2 separate regions of the Homo sapiens genome follow, and region 2 is linked to region 1. The links are chromatin loops, found by intact Hi-C in ENCODE. Cell type or tissue: A673. All regions are shown on one strand. Links, peaks and the distances in the headings refer to the core of each region. The heading gives the core; the rest is flanking DNA. Region 1 holds the start of PCDH8 (protocadherin 8). Region 2 has its middle 50 kb from the start of LINC01065.

Region 1 (16,002 bases), core at 4,346-12,345:
GACAAGTGAAAAGCCTCCCACACACAGCTCCTGTTTCTTGGAGAGTTCCTGCTGCTGGCCCATAGAGGAACACCCCAACCTTTTTTGTTTAAGCAAACAATGTTGAGGACTGAAATTGTGTGTTTGATTTTTTTAAAGTTTCAAATCAAAACAAGATCTGATAGTGGTTATTTTGCTAAGGGAAAAAATGATAGTAAGTCAGAGGTTTTGAAACCCAAATTTTTGGAGTAACGAAATAATTCGCACGGTACAAAATAAAATAATGACAATAACATTATTTTACTTTTGAAGGACAAAAGCAGCAAACACATTCAGAGACTGGATGCTTTTAGACTGCAGTGGGATCATTCATTCTTCTATTTTGCGTTTGATGAGGCTGGCTCGAGAATAAAGTTTTAGATGTTATAATGGTAGGTCTACCTGGGAGTCTGTTCCCCTAGGGCCTGGCCATCATGGCTCTGGAGCTGTAATGTTTTCTTTCGGAACCCACGGTCTGGGCGGTCTGAGCTTGTCAGGCGCACGTGCGACTCCGTTGCCTGCAGAAACGGCTGAACTTTGCACGGGCTGTGGGTGGTGAAGCACTTGTGTGTACCCACCCTGCTGTTCAGCCTGGAGCTACCACTGGTTTCAATTATGACTTCAACAGGCAGCTTTGAGGCCTTCTCTATTCATTACACTGCCGCACACTCTATAATTAGTAATAAAGGAACACAGGCACTTCACAAATATAAAGGGCTAAACAGTAATCATGCAGCAAAGGCAATGCATTGGGACTTTTCTACATAACTCCTTGTTTCTTTCAGGTAAAAAAAAAAAAGCAAATCAAAAACAACTTGTTTCATTACTTTGTTTTATTTTTTGCACTGAATAACCTAGGTTTGAATCTCACCCTGGATACTTATTAGCTGTGTGATTTTTGGCATTTTATCTAACCTTCTTGTGCCTCGGTTTCTTTAATTGCAAAATGGAGTTAATGATACTTCCCATATCCTGGGGGTAGTTTGCTGATTAAATGAGATAATTCATGCAGAATGCTTGGTAAGGAGCTCTGCTCACAGAAGACTTGCTCAGTAAATGTTAGGTCTCATTATGCTTATCATCATTTTAATTTCAAATGAAATCCATAGAGTATAAGACATAGGCATAGTACTCTTGAGTGTCTTTTTTTAAGACTTTCCATTATGTACATTTTCAAACACAAACATTTAGAGATACTGCTGAAATTTCCCTACCTCACATGCACCTATGCTAGCATTGACAATTATCAATATCTTATCAAATCGATCTTGTTTCACATAGCTCCCTGTGTTTTTTTCTAGAACATTTTAAAGCGAATCCCAAACATCATGTCATTTTGCCCATAAATTTGAGTGGAATAGAGCTGATAGTTACTTTGGAGACTGGCTCCAGAGGAAGGCAAGGAAAGAGGAAGTAGGACAGAATGTAGTGGGAACCTATTATATTCCAAAAGACTAAGATGTTAGTCTTTTTGATACTAACACCCCGAATAAGCTGAGGGCTCTTTGGGACTACGTCTTCTTCACCTCAAACTCCAGCTTGAGGAGGAGGTACCAGCAGCTAGTAAAAGTTCTACAGATGCTTGTTTAATTAGTGAATGAACAACCCAAACTTAGCTTTCTTCACTTTTTGGTGGCTGCTCAATGAATATTTACCTAGTGAATAAATGAGAGCAGGGATTTTATAGACTAATACATATGGAGATGCACATAATTTATGAAATCAACACACGTTTTTAATACTTGGGTGACATTTTGCAATACTTGAAATCCTACAGGTTTAATATTGTCATGAACATTAATAATGCCCAAATAATTAGCACTTGAAAGAAGGTTTCATTCTGATACTCAAATTATTTGTGAATGTCTGACTATAGGCAGCTTCATGAAAAGCAATTGGCAGATTCTTCAAACACATGACAAATCTTTTATTACTGTGCTTATAAGTGACACGGTTTACGGAAAACCAAATGTAATTAAATAACATTGAACTTGAAATCTACCACAGAGTCAAGATATACAAGTTATACTTGGCAAGGCAAAATTTCTCAAACACTAGGTTGTTTCAGGTGAAAGATAAATTTCAATTAAGTAATTCCAACATGTTTTGTTTTTTGTCTTACAGACAGTTCCTTTGGCAATAACTTCCACTTTAGCTTTTATTATATAAAAATATAACAAAATTTCATTATATACAAACATTACATTACACAATGTACAGGTTAAAAACACTAAGAAAATGGCAAGCCGCAATTGAAATCAAAGTCAATAGCATAAGAAAAATTAAATACTGCACACATTTCATAAAAATTACATTAACTACATTTTTGTTTGCAAATACCAAACAGTACCAATGTGATTGGAAATAGCTTCCAACAACTTCATTGTAAGGCACATCTTGCATATTTATATATACAACACTGAAACCGGTCAATAACTTAGGGGCTTCTCGGAGTGACCTGTATATGTGTGAAGACATGCAGCATGGGATTACACATTTTCATTGGCTCCCTTCTTCGGGGACAGGTACCTGCCAGGAGGGGACTGGTAGAGGGGTACTCCAATCTCCTGCAGGTCTGGGAGCCTCCCTGGACGGGGAGGGGAGAGCAGAGTGACTGTCCTGTCATAGTCTCTGTGCAGTACTTTCTCATAGACGCTCTGCAGCCCCACTGTCTTGGGCAGCTGGGCCTGGTAGTAATTGTCCCTGCGCAGAGGATCCCGAGGCAGTGACGTGCTCTTACAGAAGGTTGACATCTGGGCTGGTGGGTGAGGCGATGGATGTGCGTTGGGCCCGCTGCAGGATGGGCTCCAGCAGCGGTCAGAGTGGCCCAGGATCTTACACTCAGCGGTGCACGCCCACAGTCCTAATACGAAAGGGAAAAGGAAACAGCATGACGATTATTCCTGAGATTATACATATTCAGGCTTCCATCTTCAGCATGTCAGCCTGGGTCAGGGCAGCTGAAAGGAAAGGCTGTGCGCATAGATATACACCGTGTCTCAAGAATCGAAGGCACATTGCTTCCTGTAAAGCCATCTTAATGCAAAGCTGGTCCAGCTTCTTCAGCTGGAAGTGAAAAAAAAAATTGATAAGCAGAACCCACTTTTTAATGGCTAGCATCACCCATGCTGCTGCCTAACAGGATGAGGGTGTGTTTTATTCAAGAGCTGGAGTTGCCTCGACTTGGCATTTTGAAATTCACCGTGTGAGGCAGGCCCGTATCCGCAGCTGTAGGAGTGAGAAAAAGTGGGGAAGAGGGAAGGGGGCTGGGAACCGAGATTGAGAGGAGGCAAACAGTGGTGAAGGGGAGGGAAGGGAGGAATGCCGAATTTGGCGGGAAAGAAGAGTCCTCACCACTCTGCATGTGGTTGATGAGATCCTTTTTCAGAGCGTCCCCGCTGATGTCGGAATCGCTGTCGTTGAAATCACTGTCCCCTTTACCGCTGTCTTTGCCGCTGAACTTCTCTGCTTCTCTGCCAGAAATGGTGTTGAAGGAGTGTCCTTTCCACACCGCCACAGGGGGCGCCGGCTCCTTTCCAAAACCCGGGGAGGCACCGTAGGGCTGCAGCAGGGAATAGGGGAATGGGAGTGGGGGGAGGGTTGGATAAGAAACAAACAAAAAACAAGTGCGACAGGTTGTCTACCTGAATGCACCCACCCTACCCCTCCAGTCTCCCTTCCCCCAGCCTGTCCGCGGAGCTCGGAGGGGGGCGCCCAGCCGAAGGAAGGCCTCACCTCGGCGTGCGCGCCGCGGAGCCGCTGCTGCCCCTCGAAGTGACAGGCGCTTTCCCCAGTGGCGCTGCCGCCCTCTGAGCCCGGCACTTCGGCCGCGGCGACCGCAGGCGGAGGCGCGTCCGCCGCGGGGCTGCCAAAGGGCGCTTTGCCGGTGCCAGGGAAGGTGAGCACGTCGAACATGTTGGGCCTGGGCCCGGCTCCCCGGGCGGCCTCCTCCGGGGAGCCGGGAGCCGAGGCTCCGCCGCCCGCCGCCCCGGGCCGCTCTTCCCGGAGGGCCCCCCCTTTGCGCACCTCCTTCTTGCGGCGGTTGCAGGTGGTGGCGATGGCGATGATGGCGGCCAGCAGCAGCGTGCAGCTCCCGGCCAGCACGATGATGACGATCAGCGGCGTGTCCCATTGCAGCACCGACCCGGACACCCCGAGCCGAGAGCCAGGCGGGCGGGAACGCTCCGGGCTTCCTGCACTGGCAGGCGCAGCCGGCCCACGCCCGCCCCCTGCTGTTACCACGAAGCTGACAGTTGCGGTGGTGGTGAGCGGGGGACGGCCGCCGTCGGATATGACCAGGAGCGCCCTGAACACGCGACCGGGTGGCTCCTGCGAGAGGTCGCCGGTGAGCAGTATCTCCCCCGTGCGGCGGCCGATGGCGAAGGCTTCGCGCGGCTCCTGCTGCTGCAGCTCGAACGCCAGCTCCCCGTTGGCTCCCTCGTCTGCATCCCGGGCCTGCACACGGGCCACAACCGTGTCCTTTGCGGTGCGCCCAGGCACCGCCACTTCTAGGGAGCCATTGGCTGGCGCCGGGTGCACCAGGACTGGCGCATGGTCGTTCTGGTCCAGCACGCGCACTTGCACTAGGGCGCTGCTGGAAAGCTGAGGGGAGCCGCCGTCGCTAGCTTGGATGCGAACGTCGAGTTGGCGCAGCGTCTCATAGTCGAAGCTGCGCAGCGCGTAGATGGCTCCGGTAGCTGGGTCCACCGAGACATAAGTGGACACGGCGCCCCCGGCGCGGCCCACCTCGGCCTCCAGCAGCCGGTAGGTGACCTGGCCGTTGCGGCCCAGGTCCCGGTCGCGGGCGGCCACCGTGGCCAGGTAGGCGCCTGGCGGGTTGTTCTCGCGCACCGACACCTCATAGACCGGCCGCGTGAAGAGCGGCGCGTTGTCGTTCTCGTCGCCCACACGCACCGTGTAGGGCCGCACTGTGCGCAGCGGGGGCGCGCCGCGATCCTCGGCCACCAGCGTCAAGTTGTACTCGGCGATGCGTTCGCGGTCCAGCGACGCCGCGGTCACCACCAGGTAGCTGCCCGCGTAGGCCGGCTGCAGCCGGAAGTGCTCGTGCCCATAGAGGGCGCAGCGCACTTGCCCGTTGGCGCCCGAGTCCCTGTCCGAGGTGCTGACCAGGGCCACCAGGCTCTCGCGCGCCGCCCCCTCCGGCACCAGCGAAGTGGCACCAGCCTCCGGCGTCCCGGCTCCCGCCGGCGAGCTAGCGTCCGCTCCCCCGAGTGCAGCGGCGGCGGCGGCAGCGGCGAAGGGTGAGGTTGCCGGCGCGCCTGGGGCGGCCAGCGGGGTGATGGCGATGTCGGGTGCGTTGTCATTGACGTCTCGGATGCGCACGATGACCTTGCAGGTGGCAGCGCGGGGCCCGGGTCCGCGGTCCTGCGCCCGCACGTCCAGCTCGTAGGTGTCCTGACGCTCGTAGTCCACGGGCCCGGCCAGGGTGAGGCGGCCTGATCGCGGGTCAAGCCGAAAGAGGCGGCGCGCCTCCGGCGGGGTGCGGGCGCCAAATGCGAACACCACGTCGCCGTTAGGTCCCTCGTCGGGGTCGGCTGCGTCCAGGTCGAGAAGCAGGGAGCCCACGGGCGCGTCTTCCGCCAGCTCCACTTCGGCCACGGCGCCCTGCGGGAAGGCCGGGCTGTGGTCATTCGCATCCAGGACGCGCACGCTGAGGGCAGCCGTGGCGGAGCGCGGCGGGCGGCCGCCGTCCTGGGCCACCAGCTCCAGGCTGTAGGCGGCCTGGCTCTCGCGGTCCAGCTCCTGCAGCAGCACCAGGTCTGCGCACTGAGCGCCGTCCGCTCGCGTCTGCAGCTCCACGCGAAAGGGGCTGTGCGGCTCGGCCAGGCGCACGGTCTGCAGCCCGTTGGCGCCCACGTCCTCGTCCACCGGCACCTCCAAGGGGATGCGCGTGCCCACTGCCGCACCCTCGGACACCTCTACCGGGATCTGGGCCCTGGGGAAGCGCGGCGCGTGGTCGTTGACGTCCCTCACCTCTACCTCCACGTGCACCAGCCGGAACTGCTCCTGCGAGAAGCTGACCACATCGAAGGCCAGCACGCACTGCGGGGCCTGGCCACACAGCCGCTCGCGGTCCAGGCCGGCGTCCCCGACGGTCAGCTGCCCGTCGCCTTCGCGCACCCGGAGCAGAGAGCTGTTGAATTGCTTCATCAGGCGGAAGCTTGTGTCACCCGATACTTTCATATGCAGGTCCTCGGCCAGGGTCCCGATGACCGTGCCGGGGGCATCCTCCTCGAAGGTGCTGTATCGGACTGTTTTGCTCTGGGCCACTGAGAGCACCCAGCAGAGGCTGAAGAGCTGCAAGGGGAAAAGGCAGGGGCTGCCCCAACGCCTCACAGGACTCATGCCTCCAGCCTCAAGTGCGATCCGAAAGGCTAAGGAAGTCTTCTCTGGTTTCCAGGTCGGGCGTCAGTCTCAGGCTCTCGGAATCACGCTCTTTGCGAGCCCTGTGCGGGAGAAGTCTGCGGGTAGCAGCTCCGAGCCTCCAGCGGGCTCTGAGGACGCGCGGACCCGCCCTCACTCTGCGCCTCTCCGTCTCTTACAGAAGCTGCGCCGCCTCGCGCCGCCTTTGCCTTTATAGCCGCCGATATGCTAATCACCCGAGCCGGGTAGCCAATGGCCGCCTCCCCCTCGCGTCGCCCCTCCGCCTGCCTCTGACAATCCCTTTAATGTGGAAAGGCTTAGAGGGGAAAACAAGAAAGGAAAATTAGGGAATCTTTCTTTTGTTTAACTCCTTTTGCTTTTTCCCCCTTTTCTTGTCAGCACCCTGCATGTAGAGGAGTTGGCACAGGGCTCCAGGAGTAAAAGGAGCGGATGGTTTTGTTAATTGTCGCCTGCCTCCCTCCGTGCCGCGGCTAGAACTAAGTGCGAACACGCTGGGGTTTCACCCCAGTGGCTCCTGATTCCGCCTTCCCCCAGCCCCTGCCAACACACACACTCTGCATTTTGCACCTCTGACGCTTCCAAACCCTTGCAGCCCCCTACCCACAGACTTGCTCTGCTGAATGAGGCTCTGCTTTCCTTCTCTCCTAGCTACGGTGCCTGGAATAGCCTCTCGATTAAGAAGCCTGAAGGATAAGGGAAAATTGATTTTATTCAAATTTGTGTACTCAATTGTGTTTTGCTCGTGTGAGCCCCAGTGATCAGAGCTGCCACTTCCCTTTCAGAAAAGAGCCCCGCGATATGTTAGTATGCACGTCACTGTCCAAGTGGCCTTCTTAAGCCCTGGGAGCTAGCAGGCAAGGAAAAAAAAGTTCCAAATAGGATTTAGCATAAGCTTGAGGAGATTTGGAAAGGTTTCAAAGATCAGACTGTATCAAAGGCTTATGAAGCCCTCGTTAGCAGTGGAAATAGAATGGTGTGGCAGGCGATCCCATTGGAGGCCCCAATGTCTGTATTATTTCACTGTGACAAGCTAAGGGGAGAGAAAGTTGAACAGTTTCCACAGCGGAGTTGGACTAACTTGAATATAATGAGCAAACGCCACATGTATCCATTATGTTCCTCTATTCATCCCCAATCACTGCCATAACTCTCCGGCTAAACGGTGATGGGCGCTGAATTCCACACAATACCCGGCTCGTATTAAAGTGCATTTAGAGAACTTTTTCCTCCTGATGCCTTGTTCCGCCTATTTAGAGGATTTTCTTTCTGTTCTAATAGGGCCACTCTGGGAAGCAACACTCGTCCGGTTCCAGAAGAACAAAATCACAGCGTGACGTTGAAACCTGGCAGGAACGTGGGGGGAACTTAACCATCTGCTTAGGAAAGTGTGGAGCTTCGGCACTGCCAAAATCTGGGCTGGGCGGATCCTGGGGCTGGCCGGGCGCTGCGCTGCCCCACAGATAGCCCCCTCCCATCCCTGACGGCCAGGGAGATGGAGCTCGGATCTGCAACAAGACGGATTCTTAATGATTCTTACTGAAGGGCTTTATTGAGCAGGCTATGCAAATACACACGAAGGAGGAAAGGTAAAAAACAAAAGCCACTCACTGGAAGAAATTTTTCTTTTTAGGCGATAGGTTTGGTAAGTAGATTGAATTCAGTAAACATTCTTCAGAATCCCGATTTTGGTCCTGCTGTCAGCGTCCTATCCATGTTTTCCTTTCCCTCAAACTCGAGGGAGTGTGTTTTGGGTTTTTTTTCAGAAGAGGGTCAGGAGTTTCCTTGGAGTAGGGAGACCAAGCAGGGAGCTGGGTGGCAGGGATGAGAGGTGCTTGGAATTGTCAGAGAGCGGAACATGCAGCTCCAGCCATCCATAAATACAAGCTCTTATAAGACTGGGGAGGGGGATGATGAGTGGCTGGAGACTTCCTCAGAGGGGTGTGTCTCTGGGTTCCCTTCTCCACCTCTTCCACCTTGTAGTCTTGGGAATGCTAAAAGCAATAAGGCCAGGCATCTGCAGCCGCGTGGGGACGTGGAAGGAGGAGCGCCCCCTACAGGAGCCCAAATCGCAGCCCTTTCTTCCGCTGTCTTCCATCTCCCAAGTGCGATTTAGTATGTAGCCCTCCCACCGTCCCCGCCCAAGAGATATTCCTTGGGGGGTACACGCAGTCGAAGGAACTTTCTATTTTCCTTCCGAGCCCCGCAACACTCCCACCCCAACCTGGGGCTGGCTGGTGACCTTTAGCGCCCCTAGGCTAACGTCATCTCTCCTCACCCCTCTTCCCCCGGAGACCCAGACGGGAACAGGTTCAGAACTTGGCTGGTGGACAGCGGCCTCAGCGCTTCCGCTGGCGTACCCAGGGCAAGGTCAGGCCCGCCTGGCGCTGCTGCTGCCGGGCGGAGGACCCGGAAGGTGGGGAAAGTGGGTGGAAATGGGGCCGGAGTCCCAAAGGAAGGGATTTCAGCGGTTTCCGCGAGCACAGCCCGGCCGCGAATGGCTGGGACCCGGACCTCGCGCCAGCGCCCCCTGCGCATCTGCACCCCGCAGTTCTGGGCTGGACTCGGGAGCCCCGCCACGCGCTAAGTTTGGGTTTTTCGCTTGGCCAGAGATTCGGAACTACTTGCAATTTCTACTCAAAGTGCTTCCGCGTCAGCATGCTCATTCTCAAGGCTGAAATAAACCAAGGCGTGCTTGAAAGTGGGAAAAGGAAAGGGGAGTAGGGGCAGGCAAAAGCCAGGAGGCGGGAGGAGGGGTGTAGGGTGGCTGGTAGCAGGTCTAAAGTGTTTTTTCCGCGGCCAGGCCCTCGTCGATCGGAAGTAGCCACGACGGCGGCGGCGCCGGGAGGCTGAGAGCTGGGAGCCGGGGAGCCCGGGAAGGGAGCCGCGAGCCTCCAGCCGCCACCGGCGCGCACAGGTCTTTCCGTGCCGGCGGTGGAGGTGTGAAGGCACGCGAACACCGTGAGCTCCGGGCCGGCAGCGGACAGCCACTCGATTATGGAAATACGATTTAAAATAGCACATCAACGTCCGCAGCAACTCCCCGGGAAGGAAAATATGTCCGGGGAGGTGGCGCTGGAGAGGAGTAGGGGAAAGGGAGGGGAGCTCGCCCGCCCGGGTGCTGATCAGGCCTCACAAAAGCCGCTCGAATCGCCTTGTTATCATACCAAAAGGTCTGGGCAGGCCCAAAGGAGCCCCTTTCTCTCGGTTTTAGCAACTTCGCCGGCAACTGTCTCGCAATCTTGAGAACAAACACAGCTCCACAATGGCCGGCGTTTTCTCGGAATGCAAATGTTGCGGGCTCCGCAAAGCTGGGTTTCTGTTACCGAGCCTAATGCCGGCATTGTGAAACTCGCGTGCAAACACCAAGATTGACATGGGCGTCACGTGATGGATTAGGGCTCCAGGAAAGTTTTCAAAGAGGCGACAATGGGGGGCTCAGACTGATCTGATATCTCCCACAGTTTAGCGGGAAAGAAAATCAGGATATATTCTCATATGTAATAGGATTATCTTGTCCATTTCAAGTTCTATACAGCATGTAATTTATTTTTAATTAGGATTATATCTACCAGGAAAGGGTACTAGACTTCACTGGAAAGTGTAATTCTAAGGATGGATGAAGAGGGGTTATTTTTTAAACTTTTACTTTTTTTTTTCCTTTAAAAATAAGCCCAGGGCCCTGGTTTTTCCTCCTACAGGCTCACCATTGGGTAAACCCCTCAGGGAAGTTTGCAGCAAGTGCTTGGCCAAGCAAAGAACAGAGGAAGCTCTTCGGGGCATCTAATTCATTTTTGTAGTGAAAACACACTTTGCAAAAATCTCATCAAATTCTGAAGCCTCTGGGTTTTCTGGGGTTGGTGCACTAGAAATGCAACCAAGCTGTTTTCTACACTCCAAATTCTTTTTTTTTCTTTTTTTTTAAAGTTATCTCTCTCTGTGTGTGTATTTGTTGGGCTGTCAGTATAGGCATGGTGACTTTTAAACTGTATAGTAAACCACAAAGCAGCATTCTCCATAGCCCTGATTCAAATTCAGCAGTCAGACAATGAGACAATTTGGGGGTGAAGGTAACTGTTATTTAAACATTGATTTTGGATTGATTCCAGTGCCAGATGCTCACAAACCCTGGATCATTTCCAGATCTTGGGCCACTCTTCATTTTGTGTGTTCTGTGTGTCACTCTGGGAGACCTGCTTTACCTGATAAGAAGCAGAACGCAGCTGTTGACTGCAGGATCTGGAATCATCCTGCTTGGGTTCAAATCTGATCATTACACTGATTGGCTGTGTGACCCGTGCAAATTATTTTCTCTCTGTATTGTTTTTTGTTTTTGTTTTCTGTTTGTTTTTTGAGATGGAGTCTTGCTCTGTTGCCCAGGCTGGAGTGCCCTGGCGTGATCTCCGCTCATGGCAAACTCTGCCTCGTGGGCTCAAGCGATTCTCATGCCTCAGCCTCCTGTGTAGCTGGGATTACAGGCCTGCACCCCCACACATACCCAGCTAATTTTTGTATTTTTTGGTAGAGACGGGGTTTCACCGTGTCACCATGTTGGCAAGGCTGGTCTTGAACTCCTGACTTCAAGTGATCATCCTGCCTCAGCCTCCCAAAGTGCTGGGATTACAGGCATGAGCCACGGCGCCCGGCCTGTCTGTATCTTAGTTCCTTTATCGGCAAAATGGGTATAATAATAGTACTTTGCAAAGTTGTTTTGAAGACTGTGTAAAATGATATAATATCAGGTGCTTAGGAACACATGTTAGTTTTTATTTCCCTTTAAAGCACAGGGAAGAAACATCAAAGACTATGTAATCTAAACCTCTTATTTTATAGGCGAGGGATTTGTTCAGAAAGAAAAATAACTCTCCCATTTCCTGTCTGCTTCTTTGCTTTGGTGACAACTGTCTCCCCAATTCCCTCATTCCTCTCTGGAAATAATAGGTATTGTGGTAGGTATATAGATCCCAGAGGAAAGAGACAATGGTCACCTGAGGGTTCCACCAATTTTTGTGCCCTCATGTCATTTCAAAACCTTTTGGTACCTTACTTGCTAGTTGAGATCAGATGTTGACAAAAAGGAGTTCTCAGTAGAGTTTTTTCCTACTCATTTCTATAAAAGCCATGTATTCTGACTGAAACCACCTACAGATACAGATATTTAATGGACAGGAGCCCATAATTCTGGAGGAGCAGAATATTTCAAGGGACTTTCCCTCCTGGACAGTGGAATGCCTGGATAGTGTAATGCCTAGGAGCAGCAGGTGACCTCCTGCTGACTTATACTGAGCCAAGGTACAAAAAGTGTTTGACCCCTCTATTACTCTGCTAGAGCTGCCATAACAAAATGCCATATACTGGGTGATTTAAACAACAAACATTTATTTTCTCACAATTCTGGAGGCACGAAGTACAAGATCAAGGTGCCAACAGGGTTGATTTCTCCTGAGACCTCTCTCCTTGGCTTGCAGATGGCCGCCTTCTCTCTGTGTCCTCATATGGCCTTTTCCCTGTGTGCTGAGCTCCCTGGTATCTCTTCCTCTTCTTAAAGGGACACCAGTCATACTGGATTAGAGCCCACCCTTATGATCTCATTTAATCTTAATTATCTGATTAAAGGCTCTGTCTCCAAATACAGTCAGAGTCTGTTGTCCTAGGAGTTAGGCCTTTAACTTATGAGTTTTTGGAGGTCAGTCTGTAACACCTTCATTCTCTCAACCAATATTATTGAGAACTTACTAAGTTCTAGACTTTGTGATAAATGCTGTGGAAACAGATTAAAAAATAAAGTATCCATACTGATACAAATAAATGATCAAATAAATAAATAGGAAAGAAGAGACAATTCTACCACAAGGAAGACTATTGAAGAACTTATGTAGTAGATTCTCTGCCCACAAAAAAGTGGATCATAATCTCCCACTCTCTAAGTATGGACTACGTGGATTGTGACTTTCTTCCAAAGAATACAGTATGGAGTGGAGAGAAAAAGAGTAACTTTACATGGAGAAAGCTGTCAAACACTCCCTTGGTCAGGTCCTCAAGGTCAACATCAACAGTGATAGGTCATGTTGACAGTATGCACCCTAGGTGTGGTGTGATGAAAATGGCACTTTATCTCTGTGATCTTCCTCAAGACCACAGAACTTCAGTCTCATAATGAGAAAAACATCAGATAAAACTAAACTGAAGGATGATATTCTGCAAAAACTGACCGGTATGCCTCAAAACTGTCAAAATAGTCAAAAACAATGAAAATCTGAGAAACTGTCACAGCAAGAGCTTAAAGAGACATGATGACTAAATGTAATGTGGTATTGTGGCACAGAAAAAGGACATCCGAGAATAACCAAGGAAATCTGAATAAAATGTGGGCTTTAGATAATAACAATATTAGCTATTAATTGTAACAAAAGTACCATAGTAAGATGTTAATGACAAGGGATGTGGGGTTATGGGAACTCTCTGGACTAGCGCTACAATTTTTCTATAAATGTAAAACTGTTCTGAAATAAAAAGTTAGATCCTGCCAACCCTGAGGATGAGGAGACAGAAGAGTAATCAGACAGCAAATGTGTGTGAGAAGTGCTGTGAGGAAGGCCCACACCGCTGCTGATCACAGGTGGCTTCTTGAGGAAGAGGAATATCTGGACATGTGGCACGGGGCCTAAGAACGGTACAGGTATGCTCTGCCTGACTGTATGAGCCCAGAGGAGGGAGGCCAAATTGTGCTGGGAAATGGGAATACTCAGGGAAAGCTTTTGGGTGACATTTGAGTTGACTTTTGAAGGATGAATAGAAATTAGCTAGGAGTAGAAAGGGAGAAGGTAGGGGTGGAGATGAAAAAAGCATTCCTTGCAGGACGAACAGCAAGTGAAACAAAGGTCTCAGGGCTGGGGTGTAAGGCTCTATGAAAGGACCTAGTGAGTACAGAGAGGTGATGAAAGCCGGGGTGAGCAGGTGGGTGCTTTGTGTATCTTGTTAAGGCATTTGGGTTTTACTCTTAAGGCAATGGAGAGTGTTGAAGTATGTCACCCTGACATAAACAGGCTCACCAGAGTAAAGTGAAAGAAAATCAGGTGCAGGGAAAGGGAAGTGGAGAAAGAAGCCTGCGCTGGTGGAAATTTGACCTGGAAGGAAAGTCAAGGGTAATTCTCTCAAGTAACTGTTTAGGGAAGAGTAGTGAGTGACTGGTAAGGCCAAATCCCAAGAGACTCAGGGGAGAGAAGAGCACACTCTGATGACACTTGTTCGTCTATGGGCTGAGCCTGAGGACTGTGTTTCCTACTATGAGTCCCATCTCCCTCCAACCAGGAGCTGAAGCAAATGGTGTAGGAGTTGCTGGTTGGTGTTTTCCAGCCATCACCAGCCCTCTGGAGAATGCATTTCCTCCTGGGAGCCTCCTCTTGAGTTTAGTTCCAAGAAGAATGCAGATGGACAGTGGTGGGAGAGAGGATTTACTTTTTCTCAACAAGTTGAGGCTTCTCTGGGTTCAACCACAAGCAAATCTAGTGGCACCTCAGTGTATCTTCTGTTGGACATCTGTCCATGACAAATGATGGTGGGGTGGAAGTGGGATGTTCTCCAGCTGTCCATGGCCCAGGGGTGTTTCCCTTAACACCCGAAGGATTCAGTGTGTGTGAGGAAGAAATTAAAAATTTCCCTGGAGCCTTTTGGCTGGAGGGTGTGGGATATGGGATGTGGCCTGGGTTCCTACGACCTTGTTTTTGGTGCTTGGGCACTTTGAGGCAGAATTGGAAGAGATTACAGAGTTCATGGGGGAAAAAGAGGTTGTGGGTAATGAAGTAAACCTTCAGTGAAGAACCACAAATCTGTGCCTAAACTACATGCAGGAGTTGTATAGTTACATAAACTGGATGGTTTAATTGGTCTCAGAGCCTAAAATATGTTGCTACAAATTTAGGGTTTTGTTATTAATAAATCCCACATGACTTAAAAGAAATTAAGGCAGGTCGCTAGAGCCTTTTCTAGGCAGAGAGAATTTTAATCATTGGCTAGTCTTTTTTCTTCCTCCTCAAAACATTGTTCTGTAAGTGCAGAAGACTTCTGACTTAGGTCTTCCTTTGCATCTGACAGCTTGAACTCACTTGCTTTAAGTGGGTCACAATCCACTTTTGAAATGGAAATGAAGTCTTCATGGCAGCCTCTGCCTCAGAACCCTGGGACCCAGGACCAGCCAAGACACGGTGGAGCCTGATGTTATAAATTTCTCTATAGATCTGAGAGCAGTTTTACACCATTGATCTCACGTCACCCAGAATTGAGATGGAGTGACAGCTGATAAACTGCATGGTGACAGGCTATGGCCTTGGAAAAAAAAATCCAGATGTGGGATTAAAAAAAAAAGAGCTGATGGATTAGTTATTGGCCCTCGAATATCCCTTACCCTGGATTCCTTCCAACCACTTTAGAAGCATTTATTTTCAGGTAATTTTACAGTTGTCTCTTTGTCCTTCAGAGGTGCTTTGGTCTATGAAACCTCTCAGAGAATTTAGATGAAATCATTTTTATATGTATTGCCTGACACCCCCTGGAAGTCCCAGAGCCCTGCTCTTAGGTCTGAGCCTTTAGGGGGCTTTTACCTGCACATTCAGGGGACTAGGGATGCAAGTAAACCATTGGTATTCATGCTAATTTATGATTTTGTAGCAGAATTACCCAGTCTATAGCCCTCAAGCACCACTTGCTTTAATGGGGCAAGTGGGGAGGAAGGCACATTGGTGGGTGTGGGAATGGGAGATGGGTTTCTCCTTGGCCAGTATTTAAATGAGTGGGTTTTTTTTTTCATGCTACAATTAAACTTTTTGAATCACCTTTTGATTCCAGCTCCTCTGTCCAAAGGGCCTGGGACACCTTCAGAAAGATTTTGAGTAGGCGAGGTGCGAGGGCCTGTGTTGGAGAGATTGGGGAATGTGGTGGATTATTTGTGTTCGGAGGATGAACAAAGGTTGAATTCTTGCTGCCCTGGCTCTGAGCTCCTGCTTTGGTGTCCAGTGTGGGAACCTGAAATGGGGAAGAATGGGCTGCTCTATGCATTGAACCGCGAGCCCTCCCGGGCATGGCCGTTCGTAAGGCATCAATCTTGCTTTGCTTTGCCTCGCCTCAGGAGCCTTGTATAGAGGCCTCTGGTCTCAGGGGACAGAGAAGAAGGTTAGATGGAGGGAGCAGAGCCCCCACAGGGAAAAATAATGTGACAAGCTGTCAGAACACGGCGACTGGGTGACTCCTGTTCCCTCAGTGGCCAGGGGGCCCCGCCGGGCCCTGCATCCTTCAGGGCTGGGAGCTGGAAAAAGGGAACAATATAGGATGTGTGATAGATTACACACCTTTCCATCAAACCCCAGTGGAGGCTTTTGCTGGACTTTTGGAAAAGGAGGAATGGAGTGGCTTTCCCCAGGAGTGGAATGTTGTGACTAGATTATTTTGGAGAGGGAATTCTAGGAATAAGGTGCCATGAAATCTATAAGGACCGGAAAGGCTGCCCACTGAGGTCAACTGTGCAGGTAGGCTTCTAGGAGAAAATGTAGGGGGCAATAGCAAAACATAACTTGTTTAAGTCTGAGA
Region 2 (16,002 bases), core at 3,075-11,074, 350 kb after region 1:
GGAAGTACTTTATTTCTCAGTATTTGGGAATACTACAAAAGCATGACCATTCTTTTAGCCATCCACAAGTTTTGGGACCATTTATTTTTTTCATCTCCATCTTGCAGAGCTTATCTGTCATGAAGTCCTACCAATTCTTCCTAAGTAATGTTTCTCAGGTCTCACCCTATACTTCTTGCTACACATGGGTCAGGCTTTCAACATCCTGTACCTAGATGGCAGGGGCACTTTAAATGACCTTCTTTTTACTTTCGGTCTGTCTTTAATTCATTCTGCTACTAAGTGGGTTTTTGAGGTTGGCAAAAGTTGTACACCATACAATACTGCCTTGATTATTTATTTAATAAATATTTATTACAAGGCAGTCATTGTGCTGGATGCTGCTTTAAAGCTTCACATAAAGCACAATCATTTTTAAGGATTTCATCAATGTTTAGAAAGGCAATCATCCATATTTTCCTAATAAAACACACATCAACAATCCTTTGCTCCACAAACCTCAATGGTTTCTGACTGCTGTCTTAAAAGTGTTGAAAATTTTTAGCTTAGCATCAAGGTCTTCCTCAGCTATGCCATCCATTCATACTTGTTCTGCATATTGTTCTTGACCCATGCACTGCAACCAACTGGCCTACTCAGTCCCTGTAGGGTCTGTGCCTGCCCTTCTCCACATCTTGTTCACATCATTCCTAGGTTCTCTCCATTACTGGAAATTTTGGCTGATTGTGATCTTTTTCACTTTTTTTTGAAGATGAGTCTCCCTCTGTCACCCAGGCTGGAGTGCAGTGGCACGATCTCAGCTTACCGCAACCTCCACCTCCTGGGTTCAAGTGATTCTCCTGCCTCAGCCTCCTGAGTAGCTGGGACTACAGGTGGGCACCACCACGCCCAGCCAATTTTTGTATTTTTAGTGGAGACGGGGTTTCACCATGTTGCCCAGGCTTGTCTCGAATTCCTGGCCTCAAGTGATCTGCTTACCTCCCAAAATGCTGGGATTACAGGTGTGAGCCACCATGTGCGGCCTGATGGTAAACTTATCTGTAAACTCTGAGATGGCTTCTCATTTGTACTTCCTATAACTTGGTCTGTGTCATTGGCACTTGTGACCTTCTCTAAACTATGGTGAGTTAATTTTTTTAATGTGTAAGTATTTTCTTCTAACAAGGCTGTTTGCTTCATTGCATTACCAATATGTGATTAAACATCTTTTGATAAAGGGCTTGAAAGTGTTCTAATTGCTGGTGGACATGAGCTTTTGTGCAGAGTAGGAATAGAGGGACTCAGCTAAGAGGAAAAGAGATGAGGACAAAATAAGGCACAGAAGAAAAATTGCTTCTCAGTCTTAATTTTTAATTTTTATTCTTTTTTAGAGACAGAGTCTCACTCTGTTGCCCAGGCTGGAGTGCGGTGGCATGATCATAGCTCTCTGCAGCCTTGAACTCCTGGGCTCAAGAGATTCTCCCCCTCAGCTTCTTGAGTAGCTAGGACTACAAGTGCACACCACCACACCTGGCTTTTTTATTTTTATTTTTATTTTTTGACTTTTTGTAGAGAGGGGGTCTTGCTATGTTGCCCAGGCTGGTTTTAAACTCCTGGCTTTAAGTAATCCTCCTGCCTTGGCCTCCGAAAGTGCTGGGATTACAGACATAAGCCACTGTACCTGGCCCCTCAGTCTTTAATTTTTATCCTTCATCTTGCTTTGATACATTCTCTGGTGAAGGAGAAAGCCTCTTGCTTGCAGGGTGGGAAGGACACAAAGCATGAACCAGTAACTGAAAGTCAAGTACCAAAGTCAATTTCACTAACTCACTTTGGATTAATGAGCCAAAATGGTAATTTTTTTTTTTTTTTTTTTGAGACAGAGTCTCACTCTGTTGCCCAGGCTGGAGTGCAGTGGCGTGATCTTGGCTCACTGCAACCTCTGCCTCCTGGGTTCAAGCGATTCTCCTGCCTCAGCCTCCTGAGTAGCTGGGATTACGGGTGTGTGCCACCATGTCCAGCTAATTTTTGTATTTTTAGTAGAGACGGGGTTTCACCATGTTGGTCAAGCTGGTCTCGAACTCCTGACCTCGTGATCCGCCTGCCCCAGCCTCCCAAAGTGCTGGGATTACAGGCATGAGCCACTGTGCCCAGCCAGTAAAATGTTTTTTTATTATTCATTGATTTAATTTCCTTCATGCAGAGATTTTAATAATACCAGTAGTTTAAGAAGTAATTTTATGTAGGATTTAAGATTCACAGTTTTGATAATATTTTTATTATTTTTATTAATATAATGATCTTTACGGGAAACTTTTTTTCTAAATGAAGACTACATCATTTAAATCCTTGTTTTATGTTGAGGGGAACTTGTGATTGGTGTTGATATTTTATAGAGGTTTTCTGTGATTTTATCTGGGTTAAAGCACTTAAGTAGTGAATAAAATATCATTTGTTTCTATGCTACTCTTGTAGAGGGTGTTTTGGCTGACTTCAGGGCTGAGTTATTTTCTCTGAAATGATTTCACAGGAAAAAGACCAGCAATTTGCTGACAACTTTTGTTATAAATAACCGCATAGTCAAGACCTAATAACAAATTGATTATACAATGGGGTAACAAGAATGTGAGATAATGATACTTGTTATGAAATAACTTAAAACAATTTCTCTCTGCTTTGGAGACTCATACTGCTGAAGATTGACTTCAGTTTTTTCAAGCAATGATTTAAAAAAAGAAAATTTTAAAAAAGCTGTTAGGTTGATTTGTTTTCTTTCAAACAGTCTTAATAGCTTCAATTTCTGGAACTTACTTCTTGAAGACAGTAACATTGCACTTGATAATATTTTGCTCATTCGTCTCCAGAATGTTTGTTCAGTTGAGAAATGAAAATGGGTCTCAGTATAGTACATACAGTGATTTGTTCTAAATGGCACTAAACTGTTTCTGGCCTAGGGAAGTATTAGTTCAGGGTCCTGTGTAACTTGATGCTTACTCTGACACATGGATGCAATAATCCAGCCAAATTTGCAAATTAGAAACTTTCTTATGGCTTAATTTTTTCCCCAAACATATGTTGTTGGTTTTCTGTAATAGGAAAGGGGAAATATGCAAAGGCACAGACAGTATTCATTAGGGTGCTAATATTTTCCCATGTTTTTGATGAAAGTTGCGTTTCTTTACATACAGTGTGCTCTAGTGTGTGGATACATTGGTGTTATGTGTTCAATAACACAGAAAATCTTTTATTTAAATGATTGGAATATAAATCCTGTTTTTCAGATCTGATTTCTTGACATTTGCGGGGAACACTAGCATATCTGTTGCTTTTGTTTTAGGAACAAAAGTAAACTCTGTAGGGAGTTCACCAAAATCCTCACCCTTTAAAACCAAACTAAGAGGAACAAATTGTTGCTTCATTCACATTTTGGTCTTCCTGTGGTATGGTATCCCCCTTCAGTCTATTGTTTGTTTTGCTTTATCTTTGACTCCAACAGAGATCAAAACACATTTTTTTTTGAATTATAGTTTGGCAATATGCTGGCAAATGGGAAAACACATAACATAAAGCAAATTTTTTTCCACAATGCTTTTAATATTCAGACAGATTTTTATCTAACAGAGTCAACAGAATGTAACATGAGTGTACCAGCAGCCCAGAGCTGTAAACACAGCTTCCTGATGACATATCCCTAGGGGGACAGATCATACAGTTTCTATATTATTCAGCTTGTTATTCTACTGGCACAGAACTGATTTTTGCTTCAGAAAAATGTTTCTTTTCTGAAACTCCAGCTGTCTCTCATTCATAAAACGGTGTTTTAATAAGGTGGTTGTTTAGTATGAAACAATGATAGCGCTAATAATGAATCACTAACAATATGGCACACTTCTTATCATGGATGGTCTACTTTATGCCAAACAGCTGGAGGAAACGTGGGGGAAAATGCAATCAAGCATTTGAATATCATAGCTGGATGTTTCCAAACATAAGTATCCAGATGCTTAGTTTTGTGGAGGTAATATGTTTGATTGCTTGCTTTTTAAAATATTTTATCTGGATCTTTTGATGTTCTGTAGGTGGAGTCATGGACTGTTCTTCATTTTCAGTATGCTGAATGATTTTTCTGATCATGGATAATCAGAAAAACAGTAATGCTGAAGACTAGCTGAGAGTAGGCCTGGCAGGAACTGTGTGAGCTAAAGGAGAAGAGGAAGACATGAGACTTGGACTGTGGTTAAATGGGTCCCTCTCCTGGCTAATACATATGGAAGCAGGCACCTTTTAAAGACATCAGCTAAAGCAGATTCAGTTTTCAGTTAAGGGACATATAGCAATTATGATGTTCGGTGGAAGAACCAGATTCTCTTGTCTTCCCTGAGACCCAGAGGCTGAATAACCAGGAACTTCCAGAGATACTTGGTTCTCAGAAAGAAAGAAAGCTGTCCAACATGCCATTGAGGATACTGGCTTAAAAGAAGTCTGTTCTTACCAGGCTGAAGTAGAGCTCTTCTCTTCCTCAGACAGATGCCTCATTAGGCAAAATTAAAAATCTAGGAAAATAGAGTACTTTTTCTTTTTAGGATCTCAGAGTACCCCGCTCAAATGAACTCATGCTTCCCAGTATACTTCCCCAATACCGGTCACCGGTACTTGTAATTAGAGTCATTGCCAAATGCTTCACTAAATGAAAACCCCTGAAAATTAATTATCTCATCAAAGATGGCTCACTTTCAGAACAGGATTCATATGTCCTGGCATTGAAATAAATGCCAACTGCCTCCTCGGAATGAAAGGAAAAAAAAGTCATTTACTGACATGTCCCTGCAGGAATCAATAACATTACAGATCATAGAGGAGACAAGAATAGCCTGGGCATATTAATAACTCCGCCTACTCACTGATTTGAGATGACTAGTTAAATAACATTCTGCACTGATGAGGACTCCATGGCACGAGGAACAATGTCATCATTAACATGTGAGACTGTTTAGCATTTTGAACACTTCACACATAAAAAGAACTTAACACAGGACTATTTATTGGGCTTTAGACAGATGGTTTAATGTTTTTTTAGCCTTCAGCCTATCAGACCACCCGTGGTTTCCTTCAGCCAAGGGCTTTTAAAAAATAATTGGTCTACAGCAATTTTCTAACAAGACTGACTGCAATATATTTCTCTAAATCTTTTTCTTACCCTTAAGTATCCCTTACAGTGGTTTGTGGTTGACAGACTTCTCTGTCTGATACTGGTTCCTCACATATAAGTAATTACTGACATAAAAGGAGATGAAGGGGCTGAAATTTCATCATTAATGGTTTCTTTGCTGTAGAAAAAAACTATTTAGAAATGATTATTTTGGAAAACAGTTCTTCCCTAATTAGACATTGCCTGACACTCTAGAAGATGTTTCCCAAAAATCTTTCAATATAGGAAATGACAACCCAACATAGATGGGTAACTGTAGGTGGCAGAGGATGCATTGCACTAAGCATGTATACGTTTATCTTAAAATGGTAAAGAGGGTCAAATGTGCCTCTGTGTGGGGAATATGTGAGTCTGCTTAGGAAGGAGTAAAGTGGCTGTGGATTCCTGCTCTTATTGTCGAAGCGAGGCCAGTACAATGGAAAAGCAAGCAGGATGTGTTTTTATAGTGCAGAGATCTTAATAACCACCTGCACCACCCTGGCCACTGGTCAGCTCTTCAGGCCCTTCTGTGGGTCCTTTAGTGAAACAGCATGGCCCAGAGGCCCAGAGACTGTGGACTGGCCCAAATGGATGATTATTTGCATATTCTTCTGTATGTAGCTCCCCCAGTAGGGTTCTGAAGAGGCATGCTTAGGCTTGGGGCAGAGAAAAGCAAGTATATAGCAGAGAGGACTTAGTGATGGGATGTTCTAAGGGGAAAAGTGTTTTCTGACTGAGCACTCGGCACTCGGGAGGGCTTGAGAAGCCTGAAAGTCTTAGTGCAGAGCTTGCGATTGGCTTTTCTCTTTGAGGAATAAATGTCTCGCTGGAGGCTCAGATTTCCTGCTGACACTTCATGCAGGGTTGGATTGGAGTCCTTGCTGATTCTGTGGCTGCTGCTAGTGTCAGGATTTTGTACCGATACTGTCAATTTCCTCACCTGTGAGGAAGACACCCCTGGCACCAGCGTCGGTGTTTTGTCTGATCACGTCCAGTTTAATTCGCAGCGCGAGGTGCCAAGTCAGTTTCAGCTGATGAAACAATTCAACAGCTCTCTGCTCCGGGTGCGCGAGGGCTACGGGCAGCTGACCGTCGGGGACACCGGCCTGGACTGCGAGGCGCTGTGCGGCCAGGCCCCGCAGTGCGTGCTGGTCTTCGACGTGGTCAGCTTCTCGCAGGAACAGTTCCTGCTGGTGCACGTGGAGGTGGAGGTGAGGAATGTCAACGACCACGCGCCGCGCTTCCCCCGGGCCCAGATCCCGGTGGAGATGTTTGAGGGTGCGGCCGTGTGCACGCACCCTGGAGGTGCCGGTGGACTAGGACGTGGGCACCAATGGGCTGCAGAGCGTGCGCCTGGCCCAACCGCACAGCCCCTTTTCGCGTGGAGCTGCAGAAGCGCGCGGACGGCGCTCAGTGTGCGGACCTGGTGCTGCTGCAGGAGCTGGACCGCGAGAGCCAGGCCGCCGACAGCCTGGAGCTGGTGGCCCTGGACGGTGGCCGCCCGCTGCGCTCCGCCACGGCTGTCTTCAACGTGTGTGTCCTGGACGCCAATGACCACAGCCCGGCCTTCCCGCAGGGCACGGTGGCCGAAGTGGAGCTGGCGGAGGCGCGCCTGTGGGCTCCCTGCTTCTTGACCTGGACGCAGCCGACCCCGACGAGGGCCCTAACGGCGACGTGGTGTTCGCTTTTGGCGCCTGCACCCAGAGGGAGGCGCGCCGCCTCTTTCAGCTCGACCCGCGGTCTGGCCGCCTCACTCTGGCCGGGCCCGTGGATTACCAGAGTCAGGACACCTACGAGCTGCACGTGCGGGCGCAGGACCGCGCTGCCGCCTGCAAGGTCATCCTGCGCATCCGCGACGTCAATGACAACGCGCCCGACATCGCCATCACCCCGCTGGCCGCCCCAGGCGCGCCGGCTGCCTCGCCCTTCGCCGCTGCCGCCGCCGCCGCCGCCGCCGCCGCCGCCGCCGCTGCCCTCGGGGGAGCGGACGCTAGCTAGTCGGCGGGAGCCAGGACGCCCGAGGCTGGCGCCGCCACGCTGGTGCCGGAGTGGGCGGCGCGCGAGAGTCTGGTGGCTCTGGTCAGCACTTCGGACAGGGACTCGGGCGCCAACCGGCAGATGCGCTGCGCCCTCTACTGGCAGGTGCACTTCCGGCTGCAGCGGGCCTACGCGGGCAGCTGCCTGGTGGTGACCGCGGGGTCGTTGGACCGCGAGCCCATCGCCTAGTACAACCTGACGCTGGTGACCGCGGACCGCGGCGCGCCCCCGCTGTGCACCAGGAGGCCCTACACGGTGCGCGTGGGCTACGAGAAAGACAATGCTCCGCTCTTCACGCGGCCGGTCTATGAGGTATCTGTGAGTGAGAACACCCCGCCCAGCGCCTACCTGGCCACGGTGGCCGCCCTGGACCCGGACCTGGGCCCCAACGGCCAGGTCACCTACCGGCTGCTGGAGGCCGAGGTGGGCCGCGCCGGGGGCGCTGTGTCCACTTAGGTCTCGGTGGACCCAACCACCAGGAGCTGCGCGCTCGACGGCTCTTTGACTGCGAGGAGCTGGCGGAGATGCAGCTGCGGTTGGAGGCGCTAGACGGCTGCTCTCAGCCGCTATGGGGCCTGGCCATAGTGTGGCTGCAGGTGGAGGACCAGAACTACCACGCGCCCCGCCTGGTGGCCCCACTGCTCTCCCACGGCTCAGCCCAGCTGCCTCTGCCCTGGGATGCGCCACTGGGCTACCTGCTGACCCGTCTGCAGGCAAAAGACGAGGACTAGGGCGCCGACGTCGAGCCGACTTACTTAGTCCTCGACAGCGACGGCGGCCCCGGGGTGCTGGCGCTGCACCCGGCTTCGGGTGAGCTGTCTCTGCAGCGCCGCCTGTCCCCGAAGCCCGCCGGCCCGCTGACGGCGGTCATCGCGGTGCGGGACTGAGGCCGGCCCACTCTGAGTGCACAGCCACACTGCTTCTCGTGCCCGCGGGCCGGGCGCCACCTGGCGCAGAAGTGGTGCTGATGCCGCCGCCGCACGAGAGAGGAGAGCCACGCATCAGGCAGCGAATGGGAGGGCAGCTTGAACCCTCCCTGTTCTGGTGGGTGTTTTGGCCAGCGGCTGCATCCTTCTGCTAGTGGCCATCATCACTGTGACTTGTTCTTGCCAAGGCAAGGCTAGGACGCTGGTGAAGAAGATCCGTGAGCACTCCCCAAGCAGATTTCAGGCAACGAGTGACCATGCTGGTCCACGTGTCAGAGCCATAGGGGCTGACTCTGGGGGCTTCTGCTCCAGGTTCTTTATAGACACACGGACAGTTTCCATTTCCACAGGGGCCCAGGCGTTCGAGTCTGTGGAGGATTCCTAGTCTGAGGTCAGTGAGGTGTCTCGGAGCTCCTCTTGTCGGGAGAGGAGCAGGACTGCATGGGCCCAGGTAGGGCACCCCTGCCGTTCTTAGTGTCCTCATTCTCTTGGAGTAGTTTTTCATGCTAGGAGCCTTATGAAAATTCAGTGCTTGATTTGGGACTTCAAATGGCTGATATTTCCGGGCTTGTTTTTTTTTTTTTTTTGGAAAGGAAAAATTATCCACAGGCAAGGTTAGGGGGAGACTTGATTATCACATGTTCATTCATGTAGGCCCATGTCTGTTTCTGCTGTTTTTGCCTATGATAACTTCCTTTGCGTACAATTTGGATACAGTCGACCCTCAGGTTAATGCTGTTTCTGAAGCACTCCGGATGAGGAATGCGGCGCCTGCTCTGTCGGGTTTGATATTAGACGGTGAAATATTATTAACTGCTGCTCTCACCCCTTTTTAAAAATAGGGTTCAATCTCAGTTCCTTTTCATTCCTCATCCCCTTATGGAGAAAATAAATCTGCGGCAAGTTTAAGGTAATTTCAGAATATATGTTGTTATCTCTAAGCAATGTGTTTGACATTTTATACATTTTTATGGATACCAAAGTAATTCTTTCCTTTTCACTTTCAGTATACATTCAAATCTAGATGAATTCAGTATGAAGGACAGTGGAAAAGGAGACAGTGAATTGAATGACAGCCATTTGGATATCAGCAGAGAGGGTTTCAAGAAAACATCCTTTCAAATGATTGCAAAACAAGGGGGTAAGTTCAAACCTGTGGCTTTGAAGCTCTTCCTCTCAAAGCATCATAAGACTCATTCCTGACTTAATTACACTACCAAATAAGTGGCCCCAACTATATATTCATAGAGGGAGTGTCTCGGTCATTTCAGGCTGCTTTAATAAGATACCATAGACTGGGTGGTTTAAACAACAAACATCTGTTTCTCATAATAGATAATGAATTTTATATAGGCTAAGATTCCATTTGCTGGAAACCTATGAGTATGTGATTTTGTTTGGCTTTGCTTTGTTTACAGAATGCTGCACCAACGCAACCTCATTCTATCCAGTCCATCTGCTGTGTCATTTGGGGGTGTGCTTTAGGCCCAATTCTCTGTAATGGTGTCTGGTAATGGAGTGATAGCTCCTGTGGTGAAGACATTATCAATTATGAGGTATTTTGTGTTAGTCTCCATGAAAATGGGCACTAGATCTTTAATCTCTAAAAGAAAATATCTTACTTAAAGAGGAGTCCTAATGGTATGTCCTACTGACTCAAATGCCTCTTCACCATAACAGGTGTTTTTGCACAATCTATGTTCATTTCCTTTGACTTTTTTTTTTTTTTTTAATGAGGGGCTTCCAGAAGCATCCACCTCCTGGTTACCTTCCTCTGAATATTCTCTAGTGTTCAACATATTTCCTAAAATGAGGAACATGAAGTTGTATACAGTGATTCGGTACCAGCCTCTCTTCTGAGGTCCAAATTCGTTTACACAACTGCCTACTCAACATCTCCATTTGGATTCTGAATGGACACGCTATATGTTCAAAACTAAACTCTTGGTTTCTATTCTCCAAACCTGTTTTTCCTCTAGTGTCGATATCTCAGTAAAAATGACACATCTATTCACTTAGTTGCTTGCTCTGGCTTAAATCCTTGGTGTTATTCTTGATTTATTTCTTCCTACACACAACTTTCAATCCATCAGCAAATTCTGTGGAATTTTCTTTCAAAATATATTCTCAATCAATTCACTTCTCACCACATTCATTGCTACCACTCTACCCCAGGCACTGTCATCACTTGCCCGGCAATGGCACTAGCCTCAAACTTGGCTCCTCTGCTTCTACTCTTGCCCTCTTGCAGACCATTCTGCATATGAGAACTAGACTGGTCTCTTACTTCATAAATCAGGTCACATTACTCAACTCTCCAAATACTTGTCACTTAAATAAAATCCCAAATCCTTATCATGATGTCTTAATTACTATTGCTGTGTAACAGGCCAGGCTAAAATGTAGTGGCATAAAACAACCATTTTTTTATGCTCGTGGATTCTGTGGTCAATTTAGACAAGGTATAGCAGGGATGGCTTATCTTTGCTTCAAAGTATCTGGGGCCTTAGCTGGGATGATATGATGGCTGGAGGCTGGAACCGTCTGAAAACTTCTTTAGTTACATGCCAGGTTTGTGGGCTGGGATGAGCCAAAGTTTAGGAGAGCTGACTTGGTGGAGTGGGAAAAAGGGCAGCTTCATGTTCTCTTTACACGTGGCTTGACTTCTCACAGCGTGGCAGCCTCTGCAAAGTCACATGGCAGCTCGGGCTGCAAACATGAATGATTCATCCAACAGGACAGAAGTCACATCTTCTTTTATGACCCAGCTTCTGAAATTACATGATCATTTCTGTCATATTCTATAGTCCAAGCTGTCTTAAGCCCATCCAGATTCAAGTGGCAGGGACAAAGACCCTGTGCCTACCCTAGAAAATTGTCAAAGAGTTTTGAGGTTCATGTTTGTAAATCAGCCACACATGACTCATAAAGTCCTGCATTATCTTGCCCTTGGCTCTTTCTTCTACCTGATTTCTTACCCCTCTTCTCCAGGATGTTTTAGATCATCTTATTGGCCTTCTTGTGTTTTTTGAATACACAACGCATCTCTCCATCTCAGACCTCAGGGTCTTGCTGTTCCCTCACCTGGTAAACTTTCTCTAGATACCCATATTGCTTCCCACCTTCATTTAGGCCTTTGTTCATATGTCCATCTAATCAAAAGAGGTCTTCCAAACCTCAGATTGCCCCTCCTCCCTGTCACTCTCCATCTTCTTTACTCTGCTTTATTTTCTTTCCTGGCATTTATCACTCCCTGGCATTATTTGTATATTTATTTGTTTATTATTTGTCTCTTGTTCCATGTTGAATGGCCACCATCAGATATATACCGAAACAAAAAAACAGAGCTAAACAAAAATCAGCAAATTTACTGGGTGGATAAATGAAAGGTGTGGTCTAACCAGCGCATACATTGAAACTTGTATGACTAGTTCTTATGATCATATTGCACTTTAGATTAGTGTAAAATTGTATTGGTATTTTTTGGAAGTTCCATTGTACTCCCTAACTTTCTGAAAAATTTTAGTGTCATCTTAAAACTTGAAGATTCTATAGTGAATTTATGTTTCCGGGTCACTTAGCGTTAAATTAGCCTTTTCGAAAGAATCAAAGGACCAGAACTCCTATTGTTTATATTTTCTATTTAGGAAATTACCAGCTTATTCTTGTCTTAGTTTCTTCTTCCTAATAATAAGCATGATAACTCAAAGTGCTGCTATGGCAAACGATAATGTGATCAAGGCAATGCATTCAACCTGAGAGAATATTTCTTCTTAGTAATAATAGTCACAACGTTGCTTCTTACCTGTATTCAACAAAAACCTTTTATTTGTTTAATAACATTTACAGAGGACTTCTTATGTACCAGAAACTGTTCTAGGTACCTTATAAATATTAAACTCACTTGAGTCATGCAACAATGCTATTAGGCAGGTACTATCATTTGACCCCATTTCACACATGGGAAACTCAGGCACAGAGCTGTTCGAGTAATTTGGTTGAGGCCGCTCAGCTGTGAGGGGCAGAGCTTGGTCTCCAACCTGGGAAGTCTGGTTCTAGAGTTCATGCTTTTAATGTTCTGCTGTAGCATATTTTTCTGCAGGTTCTTAAACACTTATTTTATGAGTCTTTTAAAGATTTAGGGCCAGTTTACATTCCTGAGGATGTTTCTGTCTTTGAGTTTGAATGAGATGCTCTGATTTATGGTTTGGTTTATCCTCCAACTCTCTGCTGCAGTTTCTTATAAAACTTTTAGTGGGATTATTGAAAGGATGACACATAGGTAATGGCAAGATAATTGAATTACATGTTGATAGCAAGGAGATAAGAAGTTTAATGAAAATATTTTAATTTTTTTGCATCTTTTAATAGTTAACACAGAGCATAAATGAATGAATAAATATACTACCAGCCCTCAGAAACTTCATTTTAGATTGTAATTTCACCCATTCCTCCCACCAAACCTGTATTAAAGATTACAGCAAATAGTTTAATTGACTTGCTTGAATTTTATTTCCACTTCATTTCCTCAGTACACCAGCAGGTGGAGGTGCAAGTCATTGGCAGAAAATCCAGAGGAAGAAAAAAGCAAACAGCTAGAAAACCAGCCCGGGAACAACTGAATATTGTTTACATTTTAAAGTATATTTCTATGTAGCATTCAGTTTTAAACTATTCTCTTTTTTCCAAGTTTTTTTTTCAGATTATTCAGGATGAAAAACATTCAAGGATCCTGAAAAATTAAACCAGGAATCTCAAACCAGCAAAAATTGTTCATCACGTCATGAAAATAGCTACAGGGTTGAACTTTCTTCAAGTACCCTTTACCCTCACATTTCCCAGATGAAAAATACAAATTTCCAACCAGAACACTCAGAACTCAATTGATGTTCTTTTCAAGTCTGTGCCTCCCAAGTGAAGGGCTGCCAAGTGTCTATGACAGAGTTCAAAACTGCAGACCAGCAATGCCACTTCCCCATTGTTGGACAGAATGATGAATTAAATCATCCTTCAGTGGATGGATCACCTTCACATACTTCAGAAAATGCCACTTCATTCTAAAAAGCTGCAATTCACATAGATGGTCATTTCTGTCAAGTGTTTACAAGCCAGGTTACATGCATGAGCCTTCTAGTTTTGATATACATTTTCTTAAATTAAGTTGACAATCCGTGACACAGCACAGGATGATTTTATAGAATCTAGGATATTTTACCAAAAAGTCTTAAAAGTGGTCTTTATTGCCATGAATATAATAAATGATCATGAATTTTATATTCTAGTACCTTTTATGAATATAAATATTCAGTCTAGCTACTCATTTACATTTGAATGTGTATGTGATTCTACTGCGAATGCAATTCAACTTCAGAATAACTTTAAGTTGAATTAAGAACCTGGACCCGGACCTTAATCATGAGACCCAGTGAGGAGGAAGAGGAAGCTGTGGGCAGGCAGTATTTGAGTGGGGGTTACTCAAATTGTCTCTCTAGCCTGGCTTCTGAGAGAGTTGCTGAGTGTTTCATGGGTATAACAGTGGCAGATTATGGCAGTGGGTGAAAATCAAATGGCAGTGGCTGATGATGTGTTTCTGGGCACTTATCCCATTCACAGCATCAGCTCAATCAGAGGCTGCGGCTACAGGGAGGAGCATGGTGAGAGAGAGCGAGAGAGAGAGCGAGAGAGAGAGAGAGCAAGAGAGAGTGAGTGTCTTATGGCCTCAGCCATCTGGGCTAGAGTTCCTAGCAGAACTCCTTCCTAGCTATGAACAGGATGCTAGGAGAAAACTGAGGCATAAAAGCAAGGATTAAAGGAAGAGTTGGGCCCCAAATGTAGTGACTTAAAAGCTACTTGAGCAGCTGGGCTTCATCTGGGTCCAACCAGATCCAGGGGCAGCAAGGCTGGGTGATGAGATGGAAGCATCTGATTGTGTCTTGTTTTCTGTAAGATTGGCTCGGACTGTGGGAAGAATTGAGTCAGCAAACTGCAGGATGTTTTGTGTCTCCAACTAGAAGAGCCTGGGGGTCATTAAGATTTGATGGGCAGGAACTGTGCTGCCCAATACTATAACCACTAGCCACATGTGGCTGTTTAAGTTTAAATGAATTACAACTGAATACAATGAAAAATGCTTCAGTCTCAGACAGAGTCACTATAAAATGTTTCCATCATCACAGAACGTTCTGATGGACGGCATTGGTCTGGAAGAAGGGATGAGCCGGAGGTCTACCTTCACAGGCTGGGAATTGAAGGTAGCCAATGACCCACTGTCCTTGCTCAGCACATATATGGGGAAATGTGTGTTTTTGTCTGTTTTCCACCCTTCCAAATGTGGAGAACTAACTAGCTCATGACAGTTAGCCTTTTAATGTTTCATGTATTTTAAAATGAATTGACACATTATTCATTATATAATCTTTGAAAAAATGTCTAAAGGCAAGAATTCTCAATGGTAGAAGGTTTTCTGTAGGCTGGAGAATTTCTAAAGGCTCCTCTGCTATAGTGCCTTAAATTTATAGTCCTCATATTCATTCCAATAACTTCAGAGATTTTGTAGCAATAGTCAGATAAAACCTACTGCTCTTACTCCTAAACTCTCCCAAAAATAATTCAGCAGTTTTTAAAACCAGTAATTTATTCCTTAGCCACGCTCAGGCAAGAAGCTAGGAAGAACTTCAATCCTTTGGCCACTGGTCTGCCATAGAAAATTACTGCTGTTGGAAATTAGTTTCTGAGTCCCATGTTATCTTCGAGAGTCAGTGTGTCCTCTGAAGTGTGAGCTTTCCAGATCGGGTGGTCTAGGCCCCAGAGAGACTGTGGCAAATGTGAATGTTCCTTGCTTTATCTGATACATATCTTAAAAGTAAATTGGACACCTGTCTTTTGGGTTACATCTAATAATATTTGAAAATTTTAGAGTAATTTTTTGTGTAAGTGCATTCTGTGGGAAACATTTTTTAAAAGCTGAGAATCTAAAACTTTTCCTCAAATTTACAAATGTAGAATTAGATATTTTTACTTTTCTTAAAATGAGGCTCTCATGTGTTTGTGATATTAGCTTCTACCTTAATTATGATTCCTAAAGCAATTTATAACTCCTGAATCTTGTCTGTTTATGATTGCATTCCTAAGAATAATAATAGGCAATCTTTATCAAACACTATATGCAAGGTTCTGTGCTAAATGCTTTACATGAATTATTGTTTTTACACCTTGTAACAATCCTAGGAGGTAATTATATTACTACTTTAATTTTATAGATGAGGAAATGAGTTTAAAGAGGGTAATATGCTTGAGGTTACACAGTAAGCAAATGAGCTTAGAGTTTAAAAAATTATGGTATAGGCTGGGTGCAGTGGTTCACGCCTGTAATCCTATCATTTTGGGAGGCCGAGCAGGTGGGTCTCTTGAGCCCAGGAGTTCAAGACCAGCCTGGGCAGCATGGTGAAACCCCATCTCTACAAAAAATATAAAAATTAGCCATGCATGGCAGTATGTGCCTGTAGTCCCAGCTTCTCAGGAGGCTGAGGTGGGAGAATCACTTGAGCCTGGGGAGGTTGAAGCTGCAGTGAACTGTGATCACACTACTGTACTCCAGCCTGGGTAACAGAGGGAGACCCTGTCTCAGAAAAAAAAAATTACGGTATAACACTAAAGTGCATGAGTTTCGAGTTTACAGCCAGATGAAGTTTTATATATATTCACTCTTGTAAGCACCACCTAGATCAAGGTTTGGAATATTTCCAGATCCCTAGACGGCTCCCACATATACCTTCCTGGGCAATACCTCTTCCAGAAGTAACTACTATTTAGAATGTAAGAATTATTATAGCCATTACGGAAAACAGTATGGACGTTCCTTAAAAAATTAAA

The links. A loop is a pair of places that touch in the nucleus more often than their neighbours do. Peaks named below come from ENCODE experiments on the same cell type or tissue, not always from the same donor. Only the 100,000 strongest peaks of a DNase experiment are listed, where the experiment ranks them.
Region 2: a loop joins it to region 1, with 4 times the contacts of the local background. A loop is called at or near these places in 3 of 110 quality-filtered maps.

The regions. Positions count from the first base shown.
Region 1 is chr13:52,842,053-52,858,054 of GRCh38, forward strand. PCDH8 (protocadherin 8) reads right to left here and starts at 6,588. Exons shown (of 3, transcript NM_002590.4): 1 at 3,754-6,588; 2 at 3,373-3,580; 3 at 837-2,881. The coding sequence starts at 6,384. The coding sequence ends at 2,508. RefSeq lists enhancers at 4,773-5,661, 5,662-6,551, 6,682-6,976, 8,322-8,616, 9,291-9,500. In A673, for the core only: CTCF peaks have their summits at 5,082, 8,480 (motif pointing left) and 8,681; DNase peaks (open chromatin) are centred at 5,139, 6,619, 8,749, 9,719 and 1 weaker place; H3K4me3 peaks cover 3,672 bases; H3K27me3 peaks cover 6,481 bases.
Region 2 is chr13:53,193,996-53,209,997 of GRCh38, forward strand. It overlaps the pseudogene PCDH8P1. Among named protein-coding and RNA genes, the nearest start is that of LINC01065, 50 kb to the left of the region's middle. RefSeq lists an enhancer at 7,933-8,650. In A673, for the core only: CTCF peaks have their summits at 7,305 (motif pointing left), 7,506 and 8,142 (motif pointing left); DNase peaks (open chromatin) are centred at 7,246 and 8,146.